Linked DNA regions of Homo sapiens: region 2 is linked to region 1. Evidence: chromatin contacts called from ENCODE POLR2A ChIA-PET data. All regions are on one chromosome and are shown on one strand. The core of a region is the stretch at or near the end of the contact, and the rest is flanking DNA. Distances in the headings are between cores, read along the strand shown. Region 1 holds the start of FKBP10 (FKBP prolyl isomerase 10). Region 2 overlaps STAT5B (signal transducer and activator of transcription 5B).

Region 1 (6,274 bases), core at 1,357-3,856:
TCCTGACCTCGTGATCTGCCTGCCTCGGCCTCCCAGAGTGCTGAGATTACAGGTGTGAGCCACCACACCTGGCCAAGTACAGTCCTTTCTGCCCCTGCTCGAGGGACCCCAGGGTTAGAGATCCCAAGACTAGGTGTAATTTCTGGTTATCAACTGCTTTCTGCACACATCTGCTGGGTTACTTCTCACCGCTGCACCTTTGCATCTGCACTGCCCTCTGCCTGGAAGGCCTATGAACCCAAGCTTCCCAAACCCTTTAGGGATGTCACTGCCTCTACTCACTGATCCAGCCCCTTGGACACTCCCAGCTGGGGCCCCTGCACCCAGCGTCTTTCTCAACAGACAAGGCCTTCCTCCCGGCTGGCTCCTCCGCATTCGCAGTGCTCCACGTGCATGAAGGGGACATCTGCCTTACCGGGCCCTGTGGGTGAGAGGACCGCCCACCGTGGTCTGGGTGGCAGATACCTGCTATGGCCGGGTAGAAGTCCTTGAAGTCCACCTGCTCATGGGCCCCTTCACAGCCGGCCAGGCACCGGGCAAAGACTGCCAGGTACTCTGACAAGGCCCGCTCCATGTCCTCCGTGCTGCTGCGGAAATCCCCGCTGTTGTAGAGCTTCACAGCCCGGAGGAACACGGCCTGGAAGGGGCGTGGCAGGGGGAGTCAGGGCGCCCCCAACATCTCCCCTCCTCTACTAGCCCTCCTCTACAAGCCTCCTCCTGACCCTCCACCCCACCTCGTAGGGCTGGGCCTCTAGGTCCGTGAGGGACTCGTCGGCGACGTCCAGCATCCCCTGATAGTAGTTGAGATACTTGGCGGTCAGCTCGTGCTTCGGGTTCCTCTGGAGGAAGGTGTAGGCCGCCGCCACCGCCTTCTCCAGCCGGTTAGCCTGGTCGGGGGGTAGGGGGTGGGGGAGCGGGTCAGCAAGACCGGAGCTCGCGGCCCCGAGCGCACGGCGGGCTTCGTGCCTTGGGTGAAGATAACGCTCCTTCGACCGATCTGTGGGGAGCCACGACGCCCAGCCCGAGACAGGTCCCCGGGTGGGGGCGGGCTCCCACCTTGAACAGCGCGTAGTGCAGGTACTGGTAGGGCAGGCGGCTCTGGAAGTCACGCAGCAGCTGCCGCGGCGGGTAGGGCACCTGGAAGGCGGGCAGCGTCCGCTTGCAGCGCCGCAGGCAGGCGGCTCGCTCCAGGACGCGGCCGAAGAGCCGCAGCTCGCAGGCCCACTCGTCTGCGCGGCCGCCGTCGGGATCGGGCTTGGCCGCGGGCGCGGGGCCGCTGCAGTTGGCGTGGCAGAAGGCCTCGCTGTCGCGCAGGAGCCGGTGCAGCCGCAGCGCCGCCTCCAGGTAGCGCGCGCTCTCGCGCCAGCTCTCTCCCTCGTACTGCTCCAGAGCGTGCCCGTACGCCGCGGCCAGCGGCATCAGGTCCTCGGGCGGGAAGCCCCGGAAGCTGTACTTCTCGTACTGCGCCCCGGCGCTGCCCAGCAGCAACCACAGCAGCCCCCACGCCACCCGAGCCATGCCCGCCGCGCCGCCGGCTCTCCGGAGCTGAGCTGGCTGCCCCGCGGACGGAAGGGGACAGGGCCGGGCCCCGGGCGGGCGGCGCGCCCGCTGGGTCTTAGCGCCGGGCACGAGGCGGCAAGGTGGGGCGGGGCCTGGGTCACGACGTCTCCCCTCTTTTCCCAGAGGGTCCGATAGTGTCGTTAAGTCCTCTCCGTCGGCCCGGGCTCCTGCCTTGGGGGTGTCCCCTAGGTAGAGAATGCGTCGGGGAGCGCTTCCCGCCAGAGATGGGAAGCCCAGGAAGCCCCTCCCCATGCAAACAGTGCCCCCGCCTGAGATCAGGACACTGAGTGAGGGCCGCCTCCTCTGCGCTGCCCATACGAGAAGGAAGCCCTGGAGCCGGGCCTTCCGTCGCTGCGCCCTCCTGCACCCTCCGAGTGTCTCCCCCGCCCACGTCGGAGGCACACACCTGCTGTCACCTGCACACCTTGCGCTGCCACCACCCCCCACTCCATCTCCGTGCCCGTCACATCCCAAGTCACAAAGTCCTTCTTTCAGTCCAGCTTTTGCGGGACCAAGCTGCTCTTCCCTGGAGATGCCTTCCCTTGGAGTACAGCTGGGGTCACGGATGAGCACGGAGATGCCTCTCACACTCCGCGGCTTCACCACCCACCTGGAGGGGACTAGAATTCGAAGTGCCCGCGAAAGAAGCAAGGTTCATCTCCGCCCGGCTTTAGGACCCGGGGGCTCCGGAAAAAGTCATTGAACTTTTTTTTTTTTTTTTCCTTTGGTGTCCACTCAGAGTTCTCATCTTTCCCGAGCCTCTCTCCCTGGCCAGGCCCCAGGTCTCGCAGCCAGGGATGGAGATGGGGGGAGGGGGAACCTAGAGTTCTTTGTAGTGCCTCCCTCAGACTCTAACACACTCAGCCTGGCCCCCTCCTCCTATTGCAACCCCCTCCCCCGCTCCTCCCGGCCAGGCCAGCTCAGTCTTCCCAGCCCCCATTCCACGTGGACCAGCCAGGGCGGGGGTAGGGAAAGAGGACAGGAAGAGGGGGAGCCAGTTCTGGGAGGCGGGGGGAAGGAGGTTGGTGGCGACTCCCTCGCTCGCCCTCACTGCCGGCGGTCCCAACTCCAGGCACCATGTTCCCCGCGGGCCCCCCCAGCCACAGCCTCCTCCGGCTCCCCCTGCTGCAGTTGCTGCTACTGGTGGTGCAGGCCGTGGGGAGGGGGCTGGGCCGCGCCAGCCCGGCCGGGGGCCCCCTGGAAGATGTGGTCATCGAGAGGTACCACATCCCCAGGGCCTGTCCCCGGGAAGTGCAGATGGGGGATTTTGTGCGCTACCACTACAACGGCACTTTTGAAGATGGCAAGAAGTTTGATTCAAGGTAACCCCGGTTGGGCGCCCCCGGATTCACCACTCCGTCCCCTGAACCCGGGGTCCTGTTTCCTTGTTGCCTCTTTTAAGCTCTGCATCCCAATACTCTAACCCTAGACAGCACCCCTGGGGCCTCCCAGACACCCATCTCCCCAAAGATACCCTCCTGCCCCCACTTCCAAACCCTCACTTCTCAAAGGATCCCATTTCTTTCTCACAAGCTCTCCACATCCCGGAAAGGACTCGATAATCAAGGTGAACTGCCTTGTGTAGTTACCAGGGCTGTATGTAATGACCTGATGGAGAGGGGTGTTCTGATCTACAGTGTTGGGGGGAAGGGGGTGGTCCCTGCTGCTTAAGAACCCTGGGATGGTCTATCAGCCTGGACCCCGTACCTTTCCACCCACCCTGACTCCCCTTCTGGTTCCACTGTTTTCAGTGCCTTTGTGGTCAGAGAAGAGGGAATAGAACTTTTTTTTGGAGGGGGTGGGAGTTTTCAGCGGCTGGTGGGCAGGGAAAAAGGCTGGTGGGTATTATAAGAAGACAGCCGGCTGGACCTGGGGGTAGCGCGTGGCTCCCTGCGGAGGCCCTGTCTACGTGTCACACAGTCGGACATGCCACCCTGGGCTCCTTGGAGGAATTTCATTCCTCCCTCTCTGGTTCTCCTGGAACCCTCATCTCTCTCCATTTTAGGTACACCAGGCCAGAGGCACAGGCCGCCCATTTTTGCCAGCCTTGGGGTTTGTAAGGTGGCCTCCTGGTCTGACCCAGGCCTTTGGTCTGCCCCAGCAAGTCCACTTTTGTTAGCGGGGACAGGGCAGGGCTGTATGCCAGCCTCAGGGGTAAATCTAGGGTCCCAGTTACACACAGACCCCACAGCACACTGAAAGAAGTCAGTGTTTCTTAGACCCTCCTCTGAAACACACAACTCAGCCCACAGGAAATTAGTGGCCATGACTTTAGAGGCAGGCATATATTGGGGTAAGCCTACAAACTCCAAGAGTCCCAAGACCCTGGTTCAAATCCAGGCTATGACCATGGACAGAGAATTTTGTCTCTTTAGGCATCACTTTCCTTATCTGAAAAGTGGAGACAAAAACAGGACCTACTTGCTAAGGCTGATGTTAGGACTCCAAGGACATGGATGAATGAACGTAGGCTTCTCACAGGGCCTGGCAGTCCTCCAGCCAGTTCAGCACACATTAACATTGACCCTGAGGAAAACCATATGACCTGATGCTGTGGAACTTGTAGAAACTTAATGCAGAGCTTAAGCCTTCATAACAACACTGAGAAGGAAACAGTCCAGACTTAAAACCTGTCTGCTTGGTGGGCAAATTCAGATATAGGGTAGTAGCCAGAAGTGCAGCCCTGAGCCCTTGACTGCTAGGAGTGAGGCAGGGGTTGGGATTTAGGGGATGTCATCCCTGATGGGGACTCTGGGAGCCCAGCTCATGAGTGTTGAGCTTGGAAAACTTTTTGTTTTTTAGCTGGAGGCTCACTCTGTCGCCCAGGCTGGAGTGCAGTGGTGCCATCTCAGCTCACTGCAACCTCCTGGGTTCAAGCAATTCTCCTGCTTCAGCCTCCCAAGTAGCTGTGATTACAGGCGCATGCCACCACGCCCAGCTAATTTTTGTTTGTTTGTTTGTTTTTGTTTTTTGAGACACAGTCTCACACTGTTGCCTGGGCTGGAGTGCAATGGAGCAATCTCAACTCACTGCAACCTCCGCCTCTGCCTCCCAGGTTCACGTGATTCTCCTGCCTCAGCCTCCCGAGTAGCTGGGATTACAGGTGCACACCACCACACCCGGCTAATTTTTTTGTATTTTTAGTAGAGAGGGGTTTCACTATGTTGGCCAGACTGGTCTTGAAAAAGGCGGGTGGGTATTATAAGAAGACAGCCAGCTGGACCTGGGGGTAGGGCATGGCTCCCTGCGGAGGCCCTGTCTGTCTACGTGTCACACAGTCAGACATGCCACCCCAGCCTCGTGATCCGCCCACCTCGGCCTCCCAAAGTGCTGGGATTACAGGCGTAAGCCACGGCGCCCAGCCTTAATTTTTCATATTTTAGTAGAGATGGCGTTTCACCATGTTGCTCAGGCTGGTCACAAACTTCTGAGCTCAGGCAATCCACCCTCCTCAGCCTCCCAAAGTGCTAGAATTACAGGCGTGAGCCCCCGCGCCCACACAACTTAGAAAACTTTTTTTTTTTTTGAGACAGAGTCTTGCTCTGTCCCCCAGGCTGGAGTGCAGTAGCGCGATCTCTGCTCACTGCAAGCTCCGCCTCCTGGGTTCACACCATTCTCCTGCCTCAGCCTCCCGATTAGCTGGGACTACAGGCGCCTCCACAATTTTTTTTGTATTTTTAGTAGAGACGGGGTTTCACCATGTTAGCCAGGGTGGTCTCCATCTCCTGACCTCATGATCTGCCCGCCTCGGCCTCCCAAAGTGCTGGGATTACAGGCGTGAGCCACTGCGCTCGGCCAGAAAACTTTCTTAACCCATGGCCCCTTCAATTAAAAAAAAAAAAATCTCCCATCCTCACTTTACTTCTGAAAACTTAAAATAAATTAAAAGTGTATATAATTGGCTGGGCACAGTGGCTCACTCCTGTAATCCCAGCACTTTGGGAGGCCCAGGCAGGCAGATCACTTGAGGCCAAGAGTGACCAGCCTGGGCAACATGGCGAAAGCCCTCTCTACTAAAAATACAAAAATTAGCCAGATATGGTGGTGCATGCCTGTGATCCCAGCTGCTACTTCGGAGGCTGAGGCAGGAGAATCGCTTAAACCCGGGAGGTGGAGGTTGCAGTGAGCTGATTGCACCACTGCACTCCAGCCTGGGTGACAGAGCCGAGACTCCATCTCCAAAAATACATATGTATAAGTAAAAATAAATACATTAATTAAAAGTGTATAACTAAAAACAAACAAAAGCCATGGCACTTTTAGAATAGGCTTTTTTTTTTTTTTTTTTTTTTGAGAGGGAGTCTCACTCTGTCGCCAGGCTGGAGTCCAGTGGCACGATTTCGGCTCATTGCAACCTCCGCCTCCCGGGTTCACGCCATTCTCCTGCCTCAGCCTCCTGAGTAACTGGGACTACAGGCGCCCGCCACCACACCTGGCTAATGTTTTGTATTTTTAGTAAAGACGGGGTTTCACTGTGTTAGCCAGGATTGTAGAATAGGCCTTTTCAAAATGTGAAACCAGCTCCCACCCCACCTCTGCTCTCCCGTCTTTTCTTGGAGAGCCAATAGTATAATGGCAAATTTTAGAACTCAGCTGACTACATATTAGCTGTGTGACCTTGGGCAAGGCACTGAGTCTCTCAAGTCTCCATTGCTCTCATTAAGAAAAATGAGAACAAGAATGCCCACCTCACAGGGGAGACAAAGAAGATACG
Region 2 (6,069 bases), core at 2,118-4,617, 430 kb after region 1:
GCTGGGCAACTGAGTGAGACTCTGTCTCAAAACAAACAAAAACACCCACAGCTCTAAAGGCCATTATATCATTATATATTAGATATTACTTTATCACTGCTAAATTTCTTGAGAGTGACAATGGCATTCAGGTTGCGTAGAAGAATGCCCTTGCTGGGAGTAGATACACTGTCAAGTATTTGAGGGTAAATGGCCATGTCGTCTGCATCTTACTTTGGCAGGAGAAACGGAAGAGTGACAGTGGTGGGGAGTGTGGGAAAGTAAATCTAACAACTGTGAACACTGGCTCAACCTAGGTGAAGTATATGCGAGTACTCATTGTTCTATTCTTTCCACTTTTAAGTCATGTACACTTTTTTCAAAATCAAAATGAAGGGCAAACATTCCAAAAAAGAAAAACAAAGCAATGAAAGCAGAGGTTTGACTCTCACTTTGAAACTGTCCCTGGTGGTCAATAAAAATCTGGACTTCTTAGGCGTTGTGCTGCAGCTTGCAGGCCACCAGCATGCAAGTTGGGCTCTCTTGTGCCATGGTGGCCCACAGTGTACATGTGTTATCATTATCTCCATGTCCAAATCCATGGAGATAATGGATTTGCGATCCCTTTGGGAAGAAGCTACATCTGTATCACTTTCCAGATGACTAAAAGCACTTGCTGTAGCCCAAAATTAATGACCATCTGCATTACGGAAAAATAAGAAATGATTTGAAGCTGCCATGTAGTCCTATCTTACCTTCAGAATTTTTTTCTTTCTTTTCTTTTCTTTTTTTTTTTTTGAGACAGGGTCTCACTCTGTCACTCAGGCTGAAGTGCTATGGCGTAATCACTGCTCACTGCAGTCTCAACCTCCTGGGTTCAGGTGATCCTCCTCCCTTAGCCCCCTGAGTAGCTGGGACCACAGGTGTGTGCCACCATGCCCGGCTAATTTTTTTTTTTTTTTTTTTAGAGATGGGGTCTTGCTATGTTGCCCAGGCTGGTCATGAACTCCTGGGCTCAAGTGATCCTCTTACCTCGGCCTCCCAAAGTGCTGGGATGACAAGTGTGAGCCACCACACCCAGCCAGCCTCAGAATTTCTAGTGAAGGTTTATATTTGTACTGTAATTCAAGATCAACTCATCTTAGAATCTGTCTCTTGGACAATTCAAATCTTTTAGTTCAGGAAAAAAACTCCTCAGCTACTACAATACCCTGTTTCTATACTGCTTAAATGAAATATAATCCCTTTCCTCTTGTTTGAAAGTTAAAAACAAACAAAACAGGCAATTTATTAATAAATCCACACATGTTACCAATATTTTCCCTATTAAAGTTCATGGCCTCCCTCTTACCATTGAGAATTACAGTGTTTAGTTTCTACCTAGCAAAATTTTCTTTGACAAGTGCCTTGATTCAGGCCAATTCCCAGGGATATATACCGTCGGGACAAACAGAAATAACCAAAATGTCCAAAATAGGGGGATGATTAGACTATAATGTATTAATCTAATGGGATATGGTGCAACCAGTTAAATGAAATATAAAAGCTATGTTGAAATATAAAAACCATGTAGACGCATTTTTAAATTTTTATTTTATTTATTTATTTTTTTGAGACAGAGTCTTGCTCTTTCAACCGGGTTAAAGTGCAGTGGCACAATCTTGGCTCACTGCAACCCCCACCGCTCGTGTTCAACCAATTCTCTTGTCTCAGCCTCCTGAGCAGCTGGGACCATAGATAGGCATCTGCCACCAATGCCTGGCTAATTTTTTTTTTTTTTTTTTTTTTGAGATGGAGTCTCACTCTGTCACCCAGGTTGGAGTGCAGTGGCGCGATCTCGGCTCACTGCAACCTCTGCCTCCCAGGTTCAAGCGATTCTCCTGCCTCAGCCTCCCGAATAGCTGGGACTACAGGCACGCGCCACCATGCCCAGCTAATTTTTGTAGTTTTAGTAGAGACAGGGTTTCACCATGTTGGCCAAGATGGTCTCGACCTCATGACCTTGTGATCCGCCCACCTTGGCCTCCCAAAGTGCTGGAATTACAGGCGTGAGCTACCGCGCCTGGCTGAGTCTTGCTCTTTCAACAGGGTTAAAGTGCAGTGGCATGATCTTGGCTCACTGCAACCCCCACCTCTCGCGTTCATGCAATTCTCTTGTCTCAGCCTCCTGAGCAGCTGGGACCATAGGCATCTGCCACCAATGCCTGGCTAATTTTTTATTTTTATTTTTTTGAGACGGAGTTTTGCTCTTATTGCCCAGGCTGGAGTGTAATGGCGCGATCTTGGCTCACTGCAACCTCCGCCCCCCAGGTTCAAGCAATTCTCCTGCCTCAGCCTCCCGAGTAGCTGGGATTACAGGTGCCCACCACCATGCCCGGCTAATTTTTTGTATTTTTAATAGAGACGGGTTTTCACCATGTTGGCCAGGCTGGTTTCGAACTCCTGACCTCGGGTGATCTGCCCACCTCGGCCTCCCAAAGTGCTGGAATTACAGGCGTGAGCCACCCCGCCCAGCCCTAATTTTTGTATTTTTAGTAGAGATGGGGTTTCACCATGTTGGCCAGCCTGGTGTCCAACTCTTGGCCTTGTGATCCTCCCACCTCGGCCTCCCAAACTGCTGGGATTACAGATGTGAGCCATCACACCTGGCCTGTAGACACATTTTTTTAGAGTAGAAATAAAAGAATGTTAAATGAAAAGTGTATGCAACACGTATGCAAGAGGGCAAATAGAGAAAGGTCAAAGAGAAGTGTAAACAGTTGTTACATTTAGGTGAAGGGGCTTTTTGGTACAATTTTTGTAAAGTTTTTGATTAAATTGTGTTTAAAATGTAAAACTTAAGATATAAATTTAATAATCAATGGGGAATTGGTACTACTGACTATCCCACAGGAACCAAGTTTAAAGAGACATAAAACACAGGAAGAAATATTTCCTAACATGATAATATCCAGGTTATGACACTGTCTTACCTGGGCAGCCTTGATTTAAGTAGAACATTCAGAATTATAAAGTAAAAATTCAGAATTATAAAAAAATTTTAATTTTAAGTAGAACATTCAGAATTATAAAGTAAAAATTCAGAATTATAAAAAAATTTTTTTTAAAATGCAATTCTTTCACTTTCAAATATATAGTGCCTTAAATGTGTTTTCAAATAGTGATTTAAGACTGTTAATAGCAGATTAATTTGTAATTCTGACATATATTTATATATATTAGTGGCCCTCTTTCATCTTTGATGTGACTAAGCAAACTTGTACCAACTGTAAATAGAACGAAATACACAGAAAGTCACTCACAACGGTACCAGAATTTCTTTAAAATAAAAAACTTTCTAGCTGGGCATGGTGACTCACTTCTGCAGTCCAAGCTACTCAGGAGGCTGAGACAGGAGCGCTCCCAGGAGGTCAAGGCTGCAGTGAGCTATGATCACGCCGCTATGCTCAAGCCTGAGCCACAAAGTGAGACCCCATTTCTAAACACAAACAAACACATCCCTTACCTCTAATCACATACCTGAACACAACTGGCTTACGTGAAGGCCGTTGACAGTTCAAGAGTAACAATTCAAGGTGTCTAGAAAGCTATCATTACAAGAGCAGATCACAGGAAACCTCAGCTGTTGGTTCCTAACTTCGCTCCTACTCAAAGGCCAACAGAACCGGGGAGAAATCTTCCTGTTTTGTTGATATCAATTTATTTTGTGCCAAGAACCTATACCTAAAACCAACGCAGGGTTTGTATTCCCCCTGGATTCTTCATTACCCCAGGAAAGTGGAACAGATCAGACCAGTTTCCAAGAACAGAAGCACTGCAGGGCAATCTTGCTAAGGGGGCCCTGAGATGTTTCTCTCTGTACTAATCTCTATGTCTTTTATGTACATCAACACAAACCTTCACCCAACCATCTCTGCCATCAACAGCAAATCTAGGGAAGAGACCAATAATACCTTAGAAAAGCACACCTATCCACCGAACCAAAACTAAATACAGAAGGATATGGCAGTTTGCCCCGTTTTCCAGGTAGCTGTGTTCTCTTAATTTGCCATGAATTAAAATGTTTCATTTTTACTTAGACATAACTTGAATATGTCATTTCAAATAACAAAATAAAAACTGAACTGAATATGTTTTAGTTAAAACAATACAAAACTGAAATCTCCTCTTTTAAGAGAGAAACGCTTCATCAGCTGGTTAGTTCCCTTGTTTGCTTACTGGGTGATATGAAACCCAACTACAGCTTTCCAAAAATAATCCCAAGTTGTGGGGTGTCCTACTACCTGTGTTTAAGTAAAACAAGTCCTGCAGAAAAAGTGGATCCAACGAGTAGCAGGTTTGTTAAGAAGCTAAATCTTGGCCAGGTGTAGTGGCTCACACCTGTAATCTCAGCACTTTGGGAGGCTGAGGCAGGAGGATCACCTGAGCTCAGGAGTTCAAGACCAGCTTGGGCAACATATCAAGGCTCTGTCTTTACAAAGAAAGCAAAACAAAAAGTAGTAGCGTGTGGTGGCGCACACCTGTAGTCTTAGTTACTTGGGAGGATGAGGTGGGAGAATCACTTGAGCCTAGGAGTTAGTAGCTGCAGTGAACTATGATTGCGCCACTGCATGCCAGATGGATGACAGAGCCAGACTCATTCTCTAAAAAAAAAAAAAATGTATGAGAAAAAGAAGAAGATAATTCTGGGCCAGGCACAGTGGCTCATGCCTGTAAACCCAGCACTCTGGGAGGCCGAGATGGGAAGACTGATTAGGCCAGGAGTTTGAAACAAGCCTAGGCGACATAGTGAGACTCCATCTCTACAAAAAATTTACAAATTAGCCCAGTGTGGTGGCGCATGCCTGTAGTTCTAGCTACTCAGGAGACAGGCAGAAGAACTGCTTAAGCCCAGGAGTTTGAGGCTGCTGTGAGCCGTGATTGTGTCGCTGCACTCCAGCCTGGGTGACATTGTAAGATCTTGTCCAAAAAAAAAAAAAAAAAAAAAAATCTTATTCTAATTCTGAGAAGAAATGACATTTAATAAGAGCTCATGTCTTAGCAAATCAAAATGTTTGTCCTGCTGGGGAAAAAAAAAAAACAACAACGGTTATCCAGGTATAAAAAGCAATTACCAGGACATTTAACATTAAGATGAACTAAAATTGTGCACAAAATAATTGTCCACATTTACTACAGCACTCATAGTGGGAGTAAATAAAATGCAATTACTTTTGCTAAAGCAACCTACTTTTTCTGGTAACAGACCGTCTCTCACTATACCTCTAATAGTAGATCTACACACAACTTAGCATGGTGTAGGAACTTGAGTGCATGCTCCTACAGCACACAACAGATGCACTGAAAGGCTCCCACCTCTTAACTAACAGCTTATGCTGCAAGGCATCAGCCAGGATAACGGCAGAGCCCTTCTGTGTATGTGTTCTTTCACAGGCGGCACTGTTACCGGAAGAAGCGAAGAGCAGCGATTTCCTTCCAAAAGGTCAGCTGCCTCAGACAGACCAAACAGAAAGCAGCGAATTCTTGCCAACTTCCCCTCCTGCTTCTGCAGCTAGTACGCAATAGCATTTAGTTTCCAGTAAAGCTCCAGATAAAAACAAAGCAAATGTGAGACCCAGAATCTACACAATGTCAGTGTCTCGCTTGACTGAACGAAGGGCAGTAAGATCATATGGAGCTACGCTTTTTCAACGTGGTGGAAGTGTTAGGAAGGTGAGATTAAACATGAAGAAAAGGTCAGGACTGGAACCATCCAGATTTTATACCAATGTCCAGAAGTCTCCATCTAAAAATAAGATGGTAGGCTGGGTGAGGTGGCTCAGGCCTGTAATCCCAGCACTTTGGGAGGCCAAGGCCAGTGGATCACTTGAGGTCAGGAGTTTGAGACCAGTCTGGCTAGCATGGTGAAACCCCGTCTCTACCAAAAATATACAAAATTAGCTGGGTGTGGTGGCGCGTGACTGTAATCCCAGCTACTCGGGAGGCTGAGGCAGGAGAATTGCTTGAACCTGGGAGGTGGAGGTAGCAGAGAGCCAAGATTGCACCACTGCACTCCAGCCTGGGCAACAGAGTGAGACTCTATCTCAAAAA

Evidence for each region. ChIA-PET counts read pairs that join two places held with the same protein, here RNA polymerase II (POLR2A).
Region 2: POLR2A ChIA-PET joins it to region 1 with 11 read pairs in naive thymus-derived CD8-positive, alpha-beta T cell. The contact joins the enhancer-like site here to the promoter of FKBP10 in region 1. POLR2A ChIA-PET finds 5 or more read pairs at or near these places in 2 of 52 experiments (B cell and naive thymus-derived CD8-positive, alpha-beta T cell).

Annotation. Positions count from the first base shown.
Region 1 is chr17:41,810,398-41,816,671 of GRCh38, forward strand. FKBP10 (FKBP prolyl isomerase 10) reads left to right here and starts at 2,607. Exons shown (of 10, transcript NM_021939.4): 1 at 2,607-2,882. The coding sequence starts at 2,638. It overlaps P3H4 (prolyl 3-hydroxylase family member 4 (inactive)), which reads right to left and starts at 1,552. Exons shown (of 8, transcript NM_006455.3): 1 at 1,057-1,552; 2 at 735-887; 3 at 466-637. The coding sequence starts at 1,518. RefSeq lists a silencer at 1,182-1,671 and enhancers at 1,812-1,921, 4,408-4,909, 4,910-5,409.
Region 2 is chr17:42,243,329-42,249,397 of GRCh38, forward strand. The region is part of intron 1 of STAT5B (signal transducer and activator of transcription 5B); the gene reads right to left. Among named protein-coding and RNA genes, the nearest start is that of STAT5B, 30 kb to the right of the region's middle. Within about 2 kb of position 3,368, at least 14 of the 41 ENCODE cell types and tissues checked have a DNase peak (open chromatin) inside an H3K27ac peak, as active enhancers do.